Regions from separate parts of the Mus musculus genome. Here region 2 is linked to region 1. Evidence: chromatin loops called from intact Hi-C (ENCODE). Cell type or tissue: heart. All regions are shown on one strand. Each heading gives the region's core, and the rest is flanking DNA. Links, peaks and the distances in the headings are about the cores only. Region 1 overlaps Osbpl7 (oxysterol binding protein-like 7). Region 2 overlaps Gpr179 (G protein-coupled receptor 179).

Region 1 (10,511 bases), core at 455-8,454:
CTTCCCTGTGCCCTGACCCATCCCCTTGTCCTGCATCCCCTTCTCCCAAACGGCAAAGCACCCGCAGCTTCAGCTCCTCCGTTCCCTGCTCCACCAGTGGTCCCTTCAGGCTCAGCTTAGCAGAAGTCCCAAGAGATGGGGAGCAGTCTGGGGTGCCTGGCCTCAGATTCACCCAGGAGGGAGTGAGCCAGTATGAGTGTAAGTTTGTGTAGGAGTGTGAGTGTGTGTGTCCTGCTTGCCGGCGAGCGGGATTCCTAATGTAGCCAGGACACCTCCGCTGCTGCTGGTGTCTGTCACTCTGTTGCTGCTCATTTTCTCAGTTTGCCTGAGTCAGGTGAATTGCTCTTACATTCCAAGCTCCAATAAAGACTGTCCTAGACTTTGGCCTGTGACCACTCATTGAAAACCACAGGTTCTCAAGCTCTGGGGGAAGCTCATAGCCACTGCTGTAGATTGACTCGTGACCCTCTAAAAGGTTCATCTCCAAAGGAGCAGGGATGTAGCTCAGGGGCAGAGTGATGGCCTAGCACACAGAAAGTCAATCCTGGGTTCAGTCCTCAGCACTGACCAAGGACTGGGGTAAGACCTTGACAAACGTTAACTTGTTTGGGCCAGCATTATGGCTCAAGGGAGAGCTAGGTGTGGTGGCACACGCCTTTGATCCCAGCACTTGAGAGGCAGAGCTAGGCGGGTCTCTGTGAGTTCAAGGCCAGCCTGGTCTGTAGAGTGAGTTTCAGGATAGCCAGGGCTGTTACACAGAGAAACCCTGTCTCAAAAAAAGCAAACAAAACAAAGTAAAAGTTGTCTCAGGGATAAAGACACTTTGTTATACAAGTATGCTGGTCTGAGTCTGATCTATGGAAACCATGGATCACACACACACACACACACAATGTTTTTAATTCCTGGAACTGTGGCCTTTGGAAGCAGGGACTTGGCAGACCAACTGGTTCCTTGTGTGAACAAGAAAGTTGGCCACAGGGAAGAGCACTGTGGGAAGTGGGCCATTCAGGGCCATTGCACTATGGGTGGTGGGCAAACTGACAGGAGGCCTCCACAGGCAGGACCATCCAGCATGCTGTAAACCAGCAGAGGCAGACGGTGTCTGAGTCCCTGAGAAGGAGCTGGCCCTGCTGACATACTGGCTTTCAGATCTCTGGCTTTGGCTGTAGGTTTTCATTTGTCTAGTTTGTGTATATGTGTGTGTGTATGTGTGTGTGTGTATGTGTGTGTGTGTGTACAGGTGTGGGTGTGCACATATTTTCATATGAAGATCAGAGGACAACCTCAGGTATCTTTCCTCTGGAACCTTCTATCTTTTATTTGAGATTGGGTCTCATTGATCTGGAACATCTATAGGCTAGCTGGCCAGTGAGACCCAAGACACTCCCTGTATCTATCTCTGTGGCAGTTTAAATACACTTGGCCCAGGAAGTGGCACTATTAGAAGGTGTGGCCTTGTTGGAGGAAGTGTGTCCCTGGGCTTGGACTTTAAGACCCTCCGAGATGCCTGGAAGCCAGTCTTCTGTTTGCCTTCCAGTAAAATAAAGAACTCTCAGCTCCTCTAGACACTGGACACTCCCATCATTCCTGCTATGATTATAATGGACCGAACCTCTGAGACTGTAGGACAGCCCCAGTGAAATGTTGTTTCTGTAAGAGTTGCCGTATGGTGACCCTTCACAGCGATGAAACCCTAACTAAGGCGATCTCCCATCTTATCCCCAGTGAGATCACAGCATGAACTGTTCTGGGAAACGAGTGTGGGTCCTTGGCACTTACAAGGCACACACTTTACTTACTGAGCCATCAGTCTGTCTGCCTACCTTCCTGTCGGTCTTTCTCTGTCTGTCTCTGTCTGTCTGTCTGTCTGTGTGTTTGTGTGTGTCTCCAGTTGTCTTTTTTGAGACAGAGTGTCTATGCTCTACCCAGACTCCCTGTGAAACCCTAAGTAGTCCAGGATGGCCTTGAATGTGCAGTGTTCAGCAATCTTTTTGTCTCAGCCTCTTGAACACAGACATTGCCTGAGCCACCAATCCCAGCTCCCGAGAGTGATGTTTCAAATGAACAGCTTTCCTGCTTAAAATGCCCGATCACCTCCACCTCCCCCCCCCACCCCCACCCCCTGGTGCCCAGAAGCCTGTGCGAGCTGAAGCAAAAGGCTGTGGAGACTTCTGCACAGGCTTTTTCTCCTCTATCCCCCGTCTAAAGGAAGAGTGGGTTCTGCATTGGCAGGGACTTCTGTTGGTGGCAGAGGATTTTTTTTTTTGTTCTGTTTTAAGATATGTTCTAATGTTACCAAGGCTGATCTGGAACTCGCTCTGTAGCCCAGGCTAGTCTTGAACTCACAGTAGCCCTCCTACCTCAGCCTCCCAAGTACCAAGGCCACAAGCGTGAACCATTATGGCCAGTGGCATTATGATCGCACCAGCAGTTATTAGATTGGTTTCATCTCGTCAAATTAGAGTCTATTTTTTGTGTTTGGTTTGGTTTAGACTTATTTATTTTATGTGAATACACTGTCACTCTTCAGACACACCAGAAGAGGGCATCAGATCCCATTACAGATGGTTGTGAGCCACCATGTTGTTGCTGGGAATTGAACTCAGGACCTCTGGAAGAGCAGCCAGTGCTCTTAACCACTGAGCCATCTCTCCAGCCCAGACAGTCTTGCTATGTGGTCTGGCCTTGAACTTGTGATCCTCCTGCCTCCCATCTCCAGTTTATTTATGGAGACTATTAACATGAACACACTTGACCTAACACCATATGCCAGAAATAACTCCAGGGCCCATCCCCCAAGCCAGCTGAAGCCTACATACATCAGGACCTTTTTATAACACTGAGCACACTCTCCCTCCATCCCCCACCTTCCTCTCAGAGCAGCAGAACACCAGCGAGACCAACCTGCATCCAACCTCCTCTACATAGTCAAAGAGCTGGGGTTTGAAATAGACCCATGTCCAATATTAAAGTCCCTGAGAGGTGAGGACTAGGTCTTCTATAGCGTCTGCATCTCAACTGTGTGTCCTCTCTCTCAGTGGAAGGCAGGTGCCAGCTGAGCAGGTGCAGGTGGGAACAAGGCGACAAGATAAGGCTATGATCATCTTTACTGGTCCCATATGTCTGCTTCCTTCAGAAAGGCCCTTTTCTTTCTTTTTCAATCGCATTTGGAGACAGAGTGCTCCTGTGTCCTGGAGCTGGATTTCAGCTTGAAATCCTCTGGCCTGCCAAATGCTGAAATGCACTGACACACCAGAGTTTAGCTATAGTGGGCCTTCCCCACTTTCTGAGACAGGGTTTTGTTAGATAGCCCAGGTTGGCCCTGTACTCAAGGCAGTCCCTACTGTCTCAGCCTCCCGAATTCCAGGATAATAGGTGTATGGACACCCACTGCCCCATCCCTGACAGGGTCTGCTGGGTTGTTACTGACACGATCAGGTGCCAGCCTGAGAGTTGGTGGTCTGGCTCTGGATGGGATCTGTAGAGAGGGTTCAGGGCCTACGGCAGCCATTCAAATAGACAGGGATCATCTTTTACTGCTCAATAGAAAGGAATGGCCATCACCACTCTCAGGCCCCTAAGTAGGGTCCTGACAGCACTGTTAACTGCTGGTCCTCAGGACAGACCTAAACATCTGGCTTTGGCTGGAAAGCAGGGCCAGATGAGGTAAAGGGGACGCATGTGGACTTCATGATCTAAAATCTTGACTCAGCTTGAAGCAAAGCTGTGTGTTAAGCCAAGCCCCTTCCATGGTGGACAAAGGGGAAGAAGAGACCTGACCGTAGGGGAGCGCCCGGGACCGCAGTGGTGAGGTCACTGCCCTCTTACTCCAGATGCCTCGGATCTTCCAACCACACACAGCTCTACCTGAAAATACATTTGCCATTTTTAATTTTGTTACTGAAAATATGACGGAGATACCTAAGTTGCATTTAGAAAGAAAAAAAAAAAAGCCCAAAATATTCCAAGAAAAGTTGTTTTACACAGGCAATTCCAGACAGGAGGCCCCAAGTCATCGATCTGGTACATTCTAGATTCATAATATGAAAGGTACCTCAAAATGAAGTATCTGTCTCCAGGAAGGAAGTGGGTGGGCTGAGCTATGGGAATGGTATGGGTAGGAGAATGGACTGGAAGGGTCGGGACACTGCTGGAAGGAGAGGAGAGCAGACACACACACACACACACACACACACAAAAAGAGCAATTCTCAAAGAATCCTCAAGAGGGCGCCTGGCACTCTAGAAATGAACAATTTTGCCATACACAGAGACTCAAAGTATTCCAAGCATGTGACTATTGTCACTGTTAAATCAGAGCAGAAGAAATGACATCCAGTGTACATCCTGTGAATGTCCACTTAGATCACCTCTGCCCCACCATAACTCAGAGCACTGGAGAGAAACTTCTCATTCTTGTAGACCCCAACCACACCTGGACGCCACTGGAGGGTAGCTGGGCCTCTCTACCAGGTCACAGGGCTCTGGGACAGCGGGGCCAGGACCTTCTACCCTTGAAGCTGCCAGAAGAGGACTTTTCCTTAGGTTATATGAACAACTCTCCTGAGCCCCACAACCCACACATCCTGGAACTGGGACCCTAAATGTAACCTCTGGACTTCCTTTTGGTAAGGCAGATAAAGGAGGACATACAAAGGATGTTCCAGGTTAACCAGACTTTTAGGACACAAGCTCTTGCAGCCTGAACAGATAGATGTACTTGGCCACTCATCCCAATACGCCAACCAAAGGGATGAAGAAAGGGGGCAGGGCAGAGTTTTAATCAGTGCACACGGAGAAAAGGAACATACAGTGTAGTCCAGCTATGCCTGCGTTCATCTTCATGCACTGACATGAAGCTTTGAGTTAAAGCAGACAACAGGGAGGCTGGAGAGGTTAAGAGCACTGGTTGCTGCTCTTCCAGAGGTCCTGAGTTCAATTCCCAGGGCCCACATGGTGGCTCACAACCATCTGTAATGAGATCTGATGCCCTCTTCTGGGTGTGTCTGAGGACAGATCACTCATATACACAAGAATAAGTAAGTCTAAAAAGTACAGGGAGGGCCGGGCGTGGTGGCACACGCCTTTAATCCCAGCACTCGGGAGGCAGAGGCAGGAGGATTTCTGAGTTCGAGGCCAGCCTGGTCTACAAAGTGAGTTCCAGGACAGCCAGGACTATACAGAGAAACCCTGTCAAAAAAACCGAGCTGTATGGTGGCTGGCGGTGGCTGGAGACCTTCAGGTGCCTTCTTGGCCACTGTATGTGATACCTCAGATGTTCTTATCTTTGTGCCTTCAGCCTTAAGGAAGAATGAGGTTAGGTGTTACCAGTTTCTAGGTGACATCCCTGAGAACACCTATTGTAGAGGCCATCAGGGGACCCCAAATAAAGGTCAAGGTCACGGGAGAATCCAGGCTTTCCTCCTGCTCCTAACCACCTGGTGGACTCAAATGAAGAGTCAGCATTAAAAAAAAAAAAAGATTTATTTATTTATTTTATGTGACTGCACTGTATCTGTCTTCAGACACATCAGAAGAGGGCAACAGATCTCCTTACAGATGGTTGTGAGCCACCATGTGGCTGCTGGGATTTGAACTCAGGACCTCTGGAAGAGCAGTCAGTGCTCCTAACTGCTGAGCCATCTCTCCAGCCCTAGTCAGTATTTTTTGTTTTTGTTTTTCCCAAAAGTGATTCTTGTACAGCAAAGCACTTGGTGTGCAGGAAGACAGAAAGCTCCAGCAGGAAGACCACAGCTGACGAAGAAGGCAGGTGAAGCCGAGCGCAAATAGACCCCTGAACCATCACCCTACCATCTTCAGCCATCAGTGTAGCCGGAAACCGAGGACCCCGAGCCAGGCTTTGCAGGCACATGGGTAGAGATTTCTCTCAGCTACTTACTTGGCTGAACCATGGCGTCAGTTGCCAGATGGCCTTGCTCAGTTCCCACTCCAGAGCTGGTGATAGAGACTCCTTATCCACCATGTTGTAAACACACACGTGTGTCCTCCCTCCCTCTCTTCCTCCCTCCCTCCCTCCCTCCTTTGTTTGTTTTTTTTCTTCCTTTTTTTGGAGACAGAATCTCACTATGTAGCCTTAGCTGACTTTGAACTCACAGAAGTCCACCTGTGTCTCTCTACCTCCCAAGTGTGGGACTAAGGGTGGGTACCACCATGCCCAGCACCCTCTCTTCTTTTGAAACAAGGCTGGCTCTACCCTTCACTGTGGGAAGGCGGCTTGAACCCCTGCCCCCCCTGCCTTGACCATCTCCCAAAGCTAAGATTGTAAGCATGTGTCACTCTGCCCCCTTTCTCCATCTGTCCTAGTCAGGGTTTCTGTTCCTGCACACAACACCATGACCAAGAAGCAGTTGGGGAGGAAAGGGTTTATTCAGCTTACACTTTCCACGTTGCTGTTCATCACTTAAGGAAGTCAGGACTGGAACTCAAGCAGGTCAGGGAGCAGGAGCTGATGCAGAGGCCATGGAGGAATGTTTCTTACTGGCTTGCTTCCCCTGGCTTGCTCAGCTTGCTTTCTTATAGAACCCAGGACCACCAGCCCACGATAGCACCACCCACAAGGGGCCCTCCCACCCTTGATCAATAATTGAGAAAATGCCTTACAGCTGGATCTCATGGAGGAATTTCCTCAAGGGAGGCTCCTTTCTCTGTGATAACTCCAGCTTGTGTCAAGTTGACACACAAAACAGCCAGTACACCATCTCTCTGCTTTTTCCAGAATTCTCATCTTACTCTCTTAGTGCAGAAACTCAAACCCAGAGCCTGTGTGTTGGAAAAGCAGGCCGCCGCTCCGCTGTGCCCCCACCCCTTGCACCGACTAGACCTTCCAACTTATGATGATGATCATAAAATACAATACACTTTCCGTAATTTTTTGAGACAGGATCTTGCTATGTAGCCCCCTGCCCTCCCCCCCCCCCCGCTAACCTTGTGCTCACTCTCTTCCTCTGCCTCCCACGCCAGGATTACAGGTGATTTTTTACAAAATGTGAAATAAAAGCTACATATTATAATTGTTACTGGATGGCACTAGCGTGATCCAAGAGCATAAAAAAACATTTTAGCCAAAACAAGCAAGAGATGTTTGTTAATGCCTTCATTTCCTGAGGGCATTTTGAGGTACTATTTATTCTGAAATAGGAAAATGGGGCGTTATATTCTGTAGGATTGACAGTAGATTTCTGGTTGTTGCAAAGACATCAAGTTAGGAGCTGGGGCTTGGTGGGTGGCAAGCTTACGGGGTACATGCAAAGCCCTGGGTTTGATCCCCAGCACTGAATAAAGCGGGGGAGGTATAGATTTGTAATGTCAGCATTCGGGCACCAGAGGCAAAGGAATCATAACTCCAAGGTCATCTTCAGCTACATCCTGAGAACATCCTGGGCTACATGAGACCCTGCCATGAGCAAACAAAAGACAAGCAACAACAATAAAAGCTGCCAAATTAACTGAATGCGCTGGCTCACTGCCTCTCCCAACCCACCAATGCCTTGGGCTAAGACGATGTCAGTATTTCCCCCATTTAAAATGACATCTATTACAGACGCCATTTATTTAGACATATATCTCGGGGTAAGAACATTCTTGGAGCTGGTGGCTGCCTAGAAGCTAAGAGTGGTTAGAATTCCATCCCCAGCAACCACACCAGGCAGCTCACAACCACTCGTACCCCTACTTCAGGGGATCCAGTCCCTCTTCTAGCCTCCATGGGTACACACATGCATGTGCATTAGCGCACGCGCGCGCGCGCGCGCACACACACACACACACACCCATACGCCCATAAATCAGTAATCTACTAAGATGTTTTCTTCACAGCTGTCTTTCCTCCTGCGATTTGTTTGTTTGTTTGTTTGTTTTTCGAGACAAGGTTTCTCTGTGTAGCCCTGGCTGTCCTGGGACTCACTCTGTAGAGATGTCCTGGAACTCAGAAATCCTCCTGCCTCTGTTTCCTAAGTGCTGAAATTAAAGGCGTGCACCACCACTGCCCGGATTCCCCCTGCTTTTAATAGTGTTGGAGATCAAACCTGGGGCCTTATGCATGTTAGTTAAGCAAGCATTCATTGTTGAGCTGTATAGTCCCAGCCGAGAGGTTTTTTCTTTCTTTTTCTTTTTAATTTATTTATTATTATATCCAAGTACACTATAGCTGTCTTCAGATGCACCAGAAGAGGGCATCAGATCTCATTATGGATGGTTGTGAGCCACCATGTGGTTGCTGGGATTTGAACTCAGGACCTTCAGAAGAGCAGTCAGCACTTTTAACCACTGAGCCATCTCTCCAGCCCCAATATTTTTGGTTCTAAGTGGGGTTGTTTTTGTTTGTTTGTTTGTTTGTTTTTTGTTTTTGGAGACAGGGTTTCTCTGTATAGCTCTGGCTGTCCTGAAACTCACTTTGTAGACCAGGCTGGCCTCGAACTCAGAAATCTGCCTGCCTCTGCCTCCCAAGTGCTGTGGTTAAAGGCATGCGCCACCACCGCCCAGCTTCTTTTTCTTTTTTTGCATTTTATTTATTTTTTTCTAAGACAGGGTTTCTCTGTGCAGCCCTGGCTATTCTGGAACTCACTCTGCAGACCAGGCTGGCCTTGAACTCAGGAATCCATCTGTCTTCTGAGTTTTGGGATTAAAGGCCACCACCACCCTGGTAAGGTGTTGTTTCTTAAAATTCAAATTAACACTGAATTGAAAAATAGTCTTTGAAGTGGAAATGTCTGGTTTCTTTGGAAAGTCAGTTATGTCAAACAATGCTTTCCTGAAGCAGACACGAGTGAAAGGATTTTTGCTGAAGCAAACACGTGGAAACCGACACATGATGTTAAGAAGGACTCAACGTACGGTGGGCGGTGCTGGATGGTATTGCTATGCCTTGCCATTCCTTAATGATCATCGTTTGTTTGCCGGGACTTCAGAGAAAGAAATACACCAAAAAACTTCTGGTGGCATTCTGGAGCAGTGTCTCGCCTTTTGGCAGAGTGATGTCAGTTGATACAGACCTATATGGGGGTTTTATAAGACAGACTGACAAGGTAAAGGAAAAGCTCGTGGGGAGACAAGGCCCATGCGTGAAAAGACGCGTGATGCTTGCAGGGAGTATAAATAGGACTCAATGGACAATGACGTGGGGTGGGTTGTATAGCAAGCTTTGTGACACTTTGTTGGTCTGGATCGTCACTTTATTGAGAGATGCACAGCAGAGAACTTCTCTTGGTGTCCCTGCCAGACCTGGTCACTCCTGCTGACTGGTGCCGATTTGGCAGAGGCCTGGCTATTTCTGCTGGGTCCTGCCACTGTGCTGATGCGTGTTTGCTATCCTGACACTACTGAACTAGACTGCTGCTATAAATCCTGACAGCACAGGTTGAATTTGCTCCAAAGACTATTTCTTTTCTTTTCTTTTTTTTTAGATTTATTTATTTATTATATGTAAGTACACTGTAGCTGTCTTCAGACACTCCAGAAGAGGGAGTCAGATCTCGTTACGGATGGTTGTGAGCCACCATGTGGTTGCTGGGATTTGAACTCTGGACCTTCGGAAGAGCAGTCGGGTGCTCTTACCTACTGAGCCGTCTCACCAGCCCCCAAAGACTATTTCTAAACAGGCCCACTTCCCCCATATCCTAACAACCTTTCTTTCCCACTACCTCTAGTGGGTGGTGGGCTAGAAGGGAGGTTAAAGCATTTATGAACCCTTATGAAAAGTAGGATTTGGGGCTGGTGAGATGGCTCAACAGGTAAGAGCACCCGACTGCTCTTCTGAAGGTCCTGAGTTCAAATCCCAGCAACCACATGGTGGCTCACAACCATCTGTAACGAGATCTGACTCCCTCTTCTGGTGTGTCTGAAGGCAGCTACAGTGTACTTACATATAATAAAAAAAAAAATTAATTAATTAAAAAAAAAAGAAAAGTAGGATTTGAAAAACAAATCAAAGCCAACAATTCTTCTACACCTGTGGAGTCGGTCACTGTTTTGCTCTGTTGATCTGATATAAGGAAGAAAGATTTTTTTTCCATTTTATCATTTAGTTCAATCATAAGTATTTCAAAATTCCCACACTGCTTTCTTCTTTGACCCATGAATTATTCAGAGGTGTTCTCATTTTCAAATATATGGTGACTGGTGTTTGTCTTCATTATTAAAATTTTAACATAATTGGATTGTGGTCAGAAAGTGAGGTGACTAGGATTTCTGTCCTTTGAAGTCACTTCATGCTTTCTTCTTTGGTCTACAGTGTAGTGAACTCACCTCTCATCAAGTTCAGCCCAGCGTATGACTCTCGGGATGCTGCATCTTAGTGGGAGATTCTAAAACAAGAAGAAGTCAAGATGAGAGGCCTCCTCTGGGTTCTTGGTCTTTGGGGCTTAATGTCACAACTAGAGCCCTGGTGAGCCAGCACCATGGACAGCACACATGCCACTGGGGTCCCAGGTCAGCTCTGCATTTCCTGCTCATGTGTTTACTGTGTTTCTGAGTCTCTGATACTGACTTGGG
Region 2 (10,511 bases), core at 893-8,892, 270 kb after region 1:
CAGGAAGTACCCAAGCTATCTTTGAGTCAGCTCTTTGGGAACACTGGAACACAGGAAGTGTCCTGAAGGAGTTCTGACCCCCACCAGGGTGCTGTCATTCACAGTCCCAAGGGTAGTCAGGGGGAGGGTGCTGTCATTCACAGTCTCAAGGGTAGTCAGGGGTAGGGTGCTGTCATTCACAGTCCCAAGGGTAGCCAGGGGGGGGTGCTGTCATTTACAGTCCCAAGGGTAGTCAGGGGGAGGGTGCTGTCATTCACAGTCCCAAGGGTAGTCAGGGGGAGGGCTGAGTTCTCCAGCCTCTCCTTCAGAAGCCATTAGTCCTTGGTCGTCAGTTAAGGTGAAAGACTCTGGAGCCTCCGTTTCTGTGGGGCTTGGCTTTGGAACTGACTTGGCTCCAGTCTCAAGCTCCAAAGGTTCTTGTTCTCTGACGCCTTCCGGGCGGGAAGAGCCAGGTGGCTTGCTGATGTCTGGGCGGACACTCTTGCTCTCTGGGAGAAAGCTCTCCAACGGTCCGTGTACCGAGAGACAGACTGATTTCTCAGGGGCAGCTGGCACACCTGCCTGGGTTACTGGTAAAGCCAGGGGGCCAGATTCATCAGATTGGGCTCTAGTCTCCTCCCAGGGACAGATGTCTGCCATGGTACCCTTGATTTTATTTCCTTCCGGGTCTGTGACTTCCCACACACACAGTTCTGCTAGCCCTTTCCCTGGGCTGCTTGCTCCATGAAGACCAACCTTGGGGAGGTCTGTGTCCACCACGTCTTCCTGGGTGAAGAGCCCTGATGACATTGTGCCTTCTAAGGGGCAGACTGTCTCTGCTGCCTTCAAGAGATGTCTTTCAGCCCTTCCCTCCCCCTGTGACTCTCCATCCTGCCCCAGGTCCAGCGCCCCCTCCCCCACAGCTCCTGGACTTGCCTCCCAGGGGCAGATCTCAGCTTCCTTGATAGAAGGGACCTCTTCTACTTCCCAAGGACACACTTTCTCAGAACCGCCTTTGCTTCCATCAGAAGCATCTGTAGCTGCTTGCACCCCAAAGTCCTGACTCTCCCTGGGACACACAGCTTCCTGCTTCCCAAAGTTGCTGGTCTGTGGCATTTTCTGAACGGCCACACCTTCGTGATCTCGTGTTTCAGGGGCTCGCTCTTTCTCCTCTTGAGATTTCTCCTTTTCATCTTGTCTTGACATCTCTGTCTCTGTAACTCTCCCAGTCACCTTCTGGGCACAGGGCTCAACCTTGGTGTCACTGTCCGAGTCAGGAGCATCCCATGGGCACACCTCAGCAGTCCCATCCCCGGTGCTGACCAAGGGCTGGGAGCTAACTCTAGGTTGGTCAGGGCACTGGATGTGTGGATGGGAGGAAGAGCCTGCCAGTACCATGCCTTCCTGCAGGCTTATAGGCTGAAGTTCCGAGCTTGCTCCTCCCCCATCGACAGGAACCACTTGGGTTATGTATTCTGGGAGAGAACCCATCTTCAGGTCTTGTCTCAGCTCTCCCTTCTCTGATGCCCTGTCACTTGCTTCCAAGGACTGTCCTTCTACTCCCTGACCAACAGTGCTGAGGGGCAAGTCTGAGACCTTGGGGACCTGGGCAGGTGGTTTCCAAGGACAGATAGCTTCCCCTTCCTGTTCCCGGCAGAGTTTTGTGTCCCCCTTTGACGTGCCTTCTTCTTGGAAGGGGAGTCCTGCCTCTTCTAGATTCTGTCTCCTTTGCCGTTCTGGCTCGCATCCCGGCTCTCGCTCCAGTCCTTTTCCCACCGTCCCTTCATTCAATTCCCAGGGACAGATCTTGGCTTTTTCACCAGTAGGAACTTCCTCGGCTTCCCAGGGACACACCTCTATGGGCCTGGAGCTCCCGTGTTCCTGGAGTTCATCTTTTAGTTTCTCAGTGTTCGGAGTGTCTGGCTGCTGAGAGGAGTCCCCTGGACTCAAGCTATCCCAGGGACAGACCACCTCCTTCTCCGAACCAAGCCTCTCTGACTTTTTTGGAGCACTGGCAGCTACCTGCCTGGATCCAGAATCTGTAGACGCGTGGCCTGCATCGTTCGGACGGGCCTCAGAGGCTTCAGCTCCAATAGTCCTTTCCTCTCCAACCTCAGTCCCCACTTCCCAGGGACAGATCTCAGCAGCTCTGCCTGCCACGCTGCCTTGCCTCTGGAGAGAGGCTTGGGCTTTCTCTGTGTCTCTTTGTGGGGTGCTACCCGGGGCCATGCTCTCCCAGGGGCAGATTGCTTCCTGCTTTTGGATCCGCCCCTCAGCCTCTTCCTGTGCTTTGATCCTTGCTCTCCCCGGCATTTTCTCCTCATCTTTGTGAACTTCTCCTTTTGATGGGTGTTCTGATGTCCTGGTCTCTGGTTGTCCATCTACTTCCCAGGGACAGATTTCTGCTGTTGAAAGTGTTGCTTGCTTTTCCTCTGGCTTGACTGCTTCCCAAGGACACACTTGCAGTACCTGGCTACCCCCATGGCTTAGGAGTTTCTCACCGGCCTTGGAGGAAGCTTTGTCTGGCTGTGGGCTGGACCGCTCAGGGGCTTCATCCTCCCAAGGGCATACTGACTCCTGTCCTTGAGGGACTGTGGGTTTTGCCCTCACGGTTTGCTCCCCCGACTCTGCTAAGCATCCCTTTCTGGAGGGAGTCTCCTTTCCTGGGAGAGACTTCCCATCTGCCCCCGGATTCAGCCCGTCTGAACCTGCTAGCTCCTCCCCCAGCTCCCAGGGACAGACCTCAGCTTTCTTGTCATTAGCTATGTTCTCCGCCTCCCATGGGCATACCTCCGCAATACCACTGCCCAAACTACCTGAGCTTCCTGGGGCTTGAAGTGAGACGGCTGAAGGGCCCCGAAAATCAGTACTTTCCCACGGACAGAGAGACACCAGGTCTCCGCCCAGATTCCGTTCTCCCCAGAAGGTTGCCTTCTTGGGGGATTTCTGCCTTTCTTCAGGGAGTTCCTGTACCCTCTGAGTAGATGTCCCCTCCCCCACATCACTCATCTCCCACAGGCACAGTTCTGCCTTGGCAGCATGGGACGGAAGAGCCTCTGGGTGTGCGTCTCCTTTGCTCACTACCACAAACCTGCCCCCAGTTCTGTCAGACTCCTGATGCACTAATTGAGGAGACAGACCTCCAGAGTCCGGGCTCTCCCAGGGACACACAGCCTCCTGGCTCCGGACCAGCCTCTCCGGCTTCTTCCGAGGAATGGCACCCACACCTTCGGTCTCTGACTCCGCTAGGACTTTCTCTCTCTCTTCCCAGGACCTACTTAGGACTTGTCTTGATGGCTTCTTCTCAAGGCTTCCTCCCTCAGTCCTCTCCCAGGAGTAGACTTTGGCCTTGTTGACACTCTCTGGCGGGTCCATTCCTGATTCGGGTTCAGTTACTTCCCAGGGGCACACCTCTGCCACCCTGTGGTCAGCACTGCCCAGGGACTGGAGGGCAGGGTTGGGCACCTCTTGGTATCCCGCGGGGGATTCCTTCGCTTGTTCAGCATTTTTCTCCCCAAAAACTTGCCTCAGTGTGGTCATCGTTATTTTACCAGTTCTCTCAACTTTCCGCTCCCCTGGACCCGGGGCCACTCTCTTGTTCCTATCTTCTTGCTCTCGGCTGCCCTCCTTTTGACAAACGTGGAGCATGCGGCTGGTGTGAGCGTTCTGTTGGTTCTGGAGGGACTCTTCATCTTCGCAGGGGGCGAGGGCAACCTGTTTGCTCACTGCCTTGGGCCGGCCTAGCCTGGGAGATCGGAGTGGAGCCCCTGTGCTCACCTCGGTAGGCTTTCCCTTCTCAGTCTCAGGGGTGCCCTCCCCACCATCCTTCTCTTTGTAGGTGCTCCTAGACCGGGTCAGAGCTTTAATGGCCAGGCCCAGGCTGCGCACGGAACCCTGCTGCAGAGGGGTCTTGAGGCTGTGGGATTTTGAGAAGACCTTGGGCTTTTCCTCATCTGTATCATCGGCTTCCCCCTGGACATGCCCACCCTCTGTGAGTGCCTCACTCTCTCCAGTCCCCCTTTTCTCCACTGCCACAGACAGGGCCCTCCAGATCTTGGTACGAGCAGAGGCAGGTGAGTGGCCGCTTCGCTCTGGCCCTGCCGGGTCTTCCTGGACCACATTTTCTTTCTTGCCTGGAAGTTCTGCATTCTCCCAGGGGCAGATGAAAGTGAGAAGGGTGGGGCTTTGAGGGGGTTTTGAGACTGGTGCCAGAACAGGGGCGGGGGCTGGGGCCGGAGCCGGCAACAGAATAGGAGCCAATGTGGAGGCCGGAGTGGGAGACAACATTCTTGGCTCTCCCAGGCAGATCCCGGACAGAGCCAAGACCGGTGTGGAGACCTGGTGCCTGATGGGTGGGTGAGGCAGCCTTCTCCCAGCCTCTTCATGAGGCCTCGCAGTGGTTTGAGAGCTGTCCATGCTGCTGCTCTTGCCAGGAGAAGGTGGGGCTGACAGAGGAGCCCTTAGAGGCCATTCCAGCCTCCTGGTCGATGGCCTCCGCACCGGGCTCACCATGGCTGCCTCAGCCTTCTTTCTTTCCTCTCTCTCTTTTGCCTGCCGATAGGTTTCCTCCAGGTAGGCTTGACTGGCCACCAGCAGCGCCTTTTCCCTGGAGCCAGCCGCCACACTGAGTGACTTCTGCAGGGAGATGGGCCTGGCTCGAGGGAGTCTTTCTCCCACTGTCAGGTTGTGAGCACTGGCAGACCTGAAGCCCAGGGCTGGGGGCCCGTCTGCCAACGACTCTCGGCCGTCTGTGGGGGAAGCCTTCTTGGACAGGGTCCGTCTCAGCGTGGAGTCGAAGGGGAGAGTGTTATGTTCCCTGTGGTGGTCATAAGTGCTGCGGGTCTTGCGGAGGGCCGGTGGCTTCTCCGTTTCTTGAAGGCTGGAGCTGAGGAGCCTTCGTCGGGAAGAGCCTGGCAGGCTGCCGAGGCCGAGAGAGCCCGAGTCCCGAGAGTGCTGCCGAGCCAGGGCCTCTGGGAACTCGGCCAGGTATCTCATGAAAGAGCGGCCCAATCCCTGGTGCGAGCTGCCCCGCTTCTTGGGCAGGTGGGGGTTGTTAGCAGCCATCTCCTTGGTCTTTCGGATCTCTAACTGGGCGTAGAGTTTCTTCAGCTCATCCTGTAAGGAAGGGGGCCACCTCTGAGATGGCTGAGTCCATCCTGCCACCAACAGTGCTCTCCTCCATGACACTCCCCCACCCAGTTAAACTATTCTCTCTGGGGAATCACTTCTCCACCAAGTTGTATCCCTTTCTTTCTTTCTTTCTTCCTTTCTTTCTTTCTTTCTTTCTTTCTTTCTTTCTTTCTTTCTTTCTTTCTTTCTTTCTTTCATTCTTCCTTCCTTCCTTCCTTCCTTCCTTCCTTCCTTCCTGTCTTTCTTTCTTTCTTTCTTTCTTTCTTTCTTTCTTTCTTTCTTTCTCCCTTTTCCTTTCCTTTTTTCTTTTTTTTTTTAAATTTATTTATTTATTATATGCAACTACACTGTAGCTGTCCTCAGACACTACTATCTGAAGAGGGTGTCAGATCTCATTATGGATGGTTGTGAGCCACCATGTAGTTGCTGAGAATTGAACTCAGGACCTTTGGAAGAGCAGTCAGTGCTCTTACCCTCTGAGCCATCTCACCAGCCTGCCTTTCTTTTTCTTTTTCTTTTTCTTTTTCTTTTTCTTTTTCTTTTTCTTTTTCTTTTTCTTTTTCTTTTTCATTTTTCCTGAGACAGGGTTTCTCTGTGTAGCTCTGGCTGTCCTGGAACTCACTCTGCAGACCAGGCTGGCTTCTAACTCAGAAATCCGCCTGCCTCTGCCTCCCAAGTGCTGGGATTAAAGGCGCGTGCGCCATCACTGCCTGGCCTTTTCTTGTTTCTTAAACTCAGAATTCACCACTCCGTTGCTGCAGGACCAGAGCCATGTTGGGTCTGGCTCTATTTAGCCCTCAGGGTTTAGAGTGTTCTAACTTCTCTGGGGCACTGTGATCTCTGGGGAGATGTCCGGCATGAAGGGACAGGCTGGGCATGAAACTTCTAACCCACCTGCATCTCAAAGCTATCTTATTGCCCTCTCTCTGTGCCTCTGTAGAGTTGGGGTTTTGGTTTGTTCTGTTTTGTTTGTTGGTTTTGAGGTGAAGTTTCTATCTGTGGCCCTGACTGCTCTGGAGCTCACTCTGTAGGCCAGGCTGCCCTTCATCAGGCTTTGGCTATGCTCTGATTTCTCAGTTCAGGGAGGAGCGCCAAGGCAGACTAGGCAGAGCTCAGAAGATGAGGAGGCTGCGGGAAGACCTGCAGAGGTTGTTGGAATGAGGAACTGGGAGATGTGAAGGGTAGGTGGGTGGCTTCCCAAGATGGCTTCTTTGCCTTGGGTTATATATAAAACCACATGACCTCCTGATTTCTCTCAACCCCTGGCTCTATATAATGCCCTTGAGAAGAAAAATAAGCTTCTTCAGAGCTATCCTCCAGAAAGCCACTTTTTCCTAAGGCCCACTGAAAGAAAGGGGATCCTGGTGGCCAGTCTGCTGAAACTTCCTAGTCCTTACAGCTCACCCCTAGGCTCTTCAGTTATTCCATCTTGCTAGAGACTCTTTTTTAGTCTTTTCTAGTCTGTCTCCATGATGATATGGGGTTAAGAGTGTACTCTTGGCTAGGCCTGGGCGTTTGGGTTTTGGGGAGCCCAGGCTAGCAGAAAAGGGAGGTACAGTCTTAGAGGGAGGGAGGCCTTGGGGGTGATTCAGTGGTACCCCAAGCCAGTGGTAGCACAGCTGTGTTCCTCTGCTCAGTCCTTAAAAGTTGATCTCAAGGCTGGGTATGATGTCTTTAATCCTAGTACTTGGAAGACAAAGGGGGGCAGATATCTGTGAGGCCAGCCTGGTCTCCAAAGCAAGGTCAGGACCGCCAAGGTTCTGATACCAGAGACACAGAGATACTAAAAAGGGGAGGGAGGGAGAGATGGCTCAAGCGGTTAAGAGCACCAACTGCTCTTCCAGGGGTCCTGAGTTCAATTCCTAACAACCACATGGTGGCTCCCAACCATCTGTAATGGGATCTGATGCCCTCTTCTGGAGTGTCTGAAGAGAGTAATAGTGGAATACGCATATGCATAAAGTAAGTCAATCTTTAAAAAAAAAAAAAAAAAGGTGATGTCAAAGACATTTGGGGAGGGAAGGGGAAACCTACCCGAATATCCCCTGGCTCCAGGCTGCGCTCACTCCATGCCGAGGCGATGCTGCTGTTGAGGTAGGAGCCTGAGCGTTGCAGGTCCAGCTCATCCTCATACACTTCATCCAAGATTTCTTCCCGGGGAGGTGCCCCTGGCTTCCAGAACTGTCCGAGACAGGTGGAGGGGGCGGGAGGGAAACCTACTCTGCCTTTCCTTCATGAGTCTTCACCCCCACCCCTTCCTGGTTTGGACACTAAGGCTTCCCTGCCATTCTCCCTCAGCAGTGACCAGCACAGCATCCTTAGGCATGGCCTTCCGTTCTCCATCCGCCTCTGTGTGCTAACTGCATTCCACACCTTCAGAGTCTACCGGCTGGATTGAAAGGATACCGGACATGGTGGCGCACGCCTTTACTCCCAGCACTTGGGAGGCAGAGGCTGTCAGATCTCTGTGAGTTTGAGGCCAGCCTGGTCTACAAAGCCAGTTCCAGGACAGCCAGGGCTACACAGAGAAACCTTGACTCAAAAAACCAACCAACCGGGGCTGGTGAGATGGCTCAGTGGGTAAGAGCACCCGACTGCTCTTCCGAAGGTCCAGAGTTCAAATCCCAGCAACCACATGGTGGCCCACAACCATCTGTAATAAGATCTGACTCTCTCTTCTGGAATGTCTGAAGACAGCTACAGTGTACTTACATATTAAATAAATAAATCTTTAAAAAAAAAAAAAAAAAACCAACCAACCGCCGGGCAGTGGTGGCGCACGCCTTTAATCCTAGCACTTGGGAGGCAGAGGCAGGTGGATTTCTGAGTTTGAGGCCAGCCTAGTCTGCAGAGTGAGTTCCAGGACAGCCAGGACTACACAGAGAAACCCTGTCTTGAAAACAAAACAAAACAAAAAAACAAAACCAAAACCAAAATCCCACCAAAAAAAAAAACCCCACCAAACTAAACCAAACCAAACCAAAAAAAAAAAAAAAAAAAAAAAAAAACCAAAAACACCAACCAAACCAAACCAAACCAAACCAAACCCTACAACAGCAACAGCAGCAACAGCAACAAAACTCCCCCAAATGCTCTTTGTCCACTCCTAGCTCTATGTTGCTTGTGAGGGAACTGGAAGCAGGGAACAGCTCCTCTCCCAACCACCTCCTTGCCTGGGATGCTCATCATTCTTGATTGGAGAGAGTGCAAGGTGTCAGGGCCACAGCGTTCTTTACCAAGGGGCTGAGGGCCTACCTTATGCAGTAGGGGAAGGACCTTACCTTAGGGATGAAGATCAGAGCAAGTGTGGCTGTGACTGTACTGTGGGTATGGAGGAAGAAGAGGAGAAGTGTCCAGTCTGGGTGCAGGGAAGGAACCAGCACAAACCTGAGGGCCAGATGGGACAGGGTGACCATCAATCAGCGTAGGTGGGAGCAGCCTGCCTGCCTCACCTCACTGACTCTCTGCCCCTGCTTCAGCCCCAGCCCTGCCTGGCAGTGGCCAGCAGAACACGATTTCTTCCCTCTCTGAATCACAGATATAATCCCAGGCTTCCCATTAATTCCATTTCCTGAGACGTCCACCTAAGAGATTCCATTCCACTGATAGCACTGCACTCAGGGATCACCCTGTGATTTGCTCCTTTGTCCACCACAGACCCAGGGCCCACAGCAGGCCTGCTGCTCTGAAGCAAAGGCTAAGGAGTAAGCAGGGAGCAAGGGCTTGGGGGGAAAAACACGTAGGCTGGAGACAGGGAATTAGGAAGGAGACATACTTCCTCTTGTGGATTGGGTATTTCTTCTGACGGAGATCTGGGGTATAGGAAAGGTATAGCAGGATTGCTGGGATTATTGTGAGACGGGCCCCCTCACCGGGAGGTGGGGAACATGGGCCGGGTGGGAGGAGTCTCAGGAAGAAGGGCGGCTTCTCACCTGGCAGTGTGGAAGGCAGTAGAGAGCAGTAGCTCATTGTGCAGGGCAATGCTCATGTAGCGTGGTTCGTGGAAGGCTGAGGGGACAGCCCGGGTGGCATAGCAGAGGAAGCTGCCCCAACAAAGCAGCAGCATTTCCGCTGTGGGGATCGGGGAGAGAGAGAGAGAGAGAGAGAGAGAGAGAGAGAGAGAGAGAGAGAGAGAGAGAGAGAGAGAGAGAGAGAGAGATCCCTTACCACTTCAGCAGCCTGCTGACCCTCTCCAAAACCAAGTGTGCTGGGTAGCCCAGACCCAGGGTGAGCTAACACAAGGAATCCCCTGGAGGTGACTAGTCAAGAGCAGAGGAGGCTGGGGTCAGGAGAAGGAGCTCACCCACAACCATGATGTAGTCCCAGTGGTCATGGTGACAGAGGTAGAAGTGGCGGCCAGTGGGAGTGTGACCCCGGGTCACCAGAGCTGTGTGCTGGGTGCCTGGCTCCAGGGCGCCCGCTGTCCACACAACCAGGAAGCCCAATACCAGCAGCAGGAGCTGCCCCAGACGCCGCAGCAGCTGCCCGCTACTTGGGTGTGGCACCCGCTGGGCAGTTCGAGACAGAAACAGCTGGAGCACCCTGAGGGGAGTAAGGTACACGGAGGTTGGGGCCAGAGCCCAGAACTCTGTCCATTGCTCCCCAGCGCCGCCGCGTGGCGTGTTACCTTTAGTGCCCTTTCCAAAAGCTACACGGAAAAAGCTGAGTGACTGAGACTGGTTGGGGAAAGGGTGGTACCGGGGAGGGTCTGACTTTGAAAAACTGCACTGTGCGAATGAGCTGGGTGGCCTGGGGTGAGCAGAGCAGTGGCGAGGTCTGTCGGGGCCCTACCTATAAAGCTTCAGGATAATGGTCCCATAGACGACGGCAAAACCCAGCAGCCGGACCCAACGGAGAGCAACGCAGCGGAATACGCTGGGCTTGAAGTACAGAATGAACACCTGATGGCAAAGGGGCAGAGACAACTGTTCTCGGTTGCGCTCTTATTCCAGTCTAGAACCGTGTCACATGACCAATCTTCCAGGCAGCCCCACAGTAGAGGCTTCACATGTCCCTCGTGCAGAGTTAAAACAAAACAAAACAAAACAAAACAAAACAAAACAAAACGCGTCCTAAAACACACAGCAGGTCAGAAAACTCTTTCCAGTGTGGGTCTCTGCCTGCAGAGCTCACTAGGTCAGCCAGACATTTGTGAGAGGAGAGGTGGGGGGAGGGATTGTAAAGATGCCAAATCTTCCTAGGAAGGCAAGGAAGGATTTTGAAGAAGGACAGTTGGGGTGTGGGTTTTTGCTTTTTGTTTTTATGTATATGAGTACACTGTAGCTGTCTTCAGACACACCAGAAGAGGGCATCAGATACCATTACAGATGGTTGGGAGCCACCATGTGGTTGCTGGGAATTGAACACAGGACCTCTGGAAGAGCAGTCAGTGCTCTTAGCCT

What was found. A loop is a pair of places that touch in the nucleus more often than their neighbours do. Peaks named below come from ENCODE experiments on the same cell type or tissue, not always from the same donor. Only the 100,000 strongest peaks of a DNase experiment are listed, where the experiment ranks them.
Region 2: a loop joins it to region 1, with 2.2 times the contacts of the local background. A loop is called at or near these places in 7 of 42 quality-filtered maps.

Annotation. Positions count from the first base shown.
Region 1 is chr11:97,068,521-97,079,031 of GRCm38, forward strand. Osbpl7 (oxysterol binding protein-like 7) reads left to right here. Exons shown (of 23, transcript NM_001310509.2): 23 at 1-384. Among named protein-coding and RNA genes, the nearest start is that of Mir8103, 10 kb to the left of the region's middle. In heart, for the core only: a CTCF peak has its summit at 4,245 (motif pointing right); a DNase peak (open chromatin) is centred at 2,821; H3K27ac peaks cover 1,120 bases.
Region 2 is chr11:97,334,197-97,344,707 of GRCm38, forward strand. Gpr179 (G protein-coupled receptor 179) reads right to left here. Exons shown (of 12, transcript NM_001081220.2): 7 at 9,901-10,010; 8 at 9,413-9,651; 9 at 9,042-9,180; 10 at 8,391-8,496; 11 at 7,144-7,290; 12 at 1-5,094. The coding sequence ends at 250. Among named protein-coding and RNA genes, the nearest start is that of Gpr179, 13 kb to the right of the region's middle. In heart, for the core only: no CTCF peak of the experiment used is centred there; DNase peaks (open chromatin) are centred at 4,335 and 4,885; H3K4me3 peaks cover 605 bases; H3K27ac peaks cover 788 bases; H3K27me3 peaks cover 5,139 bases.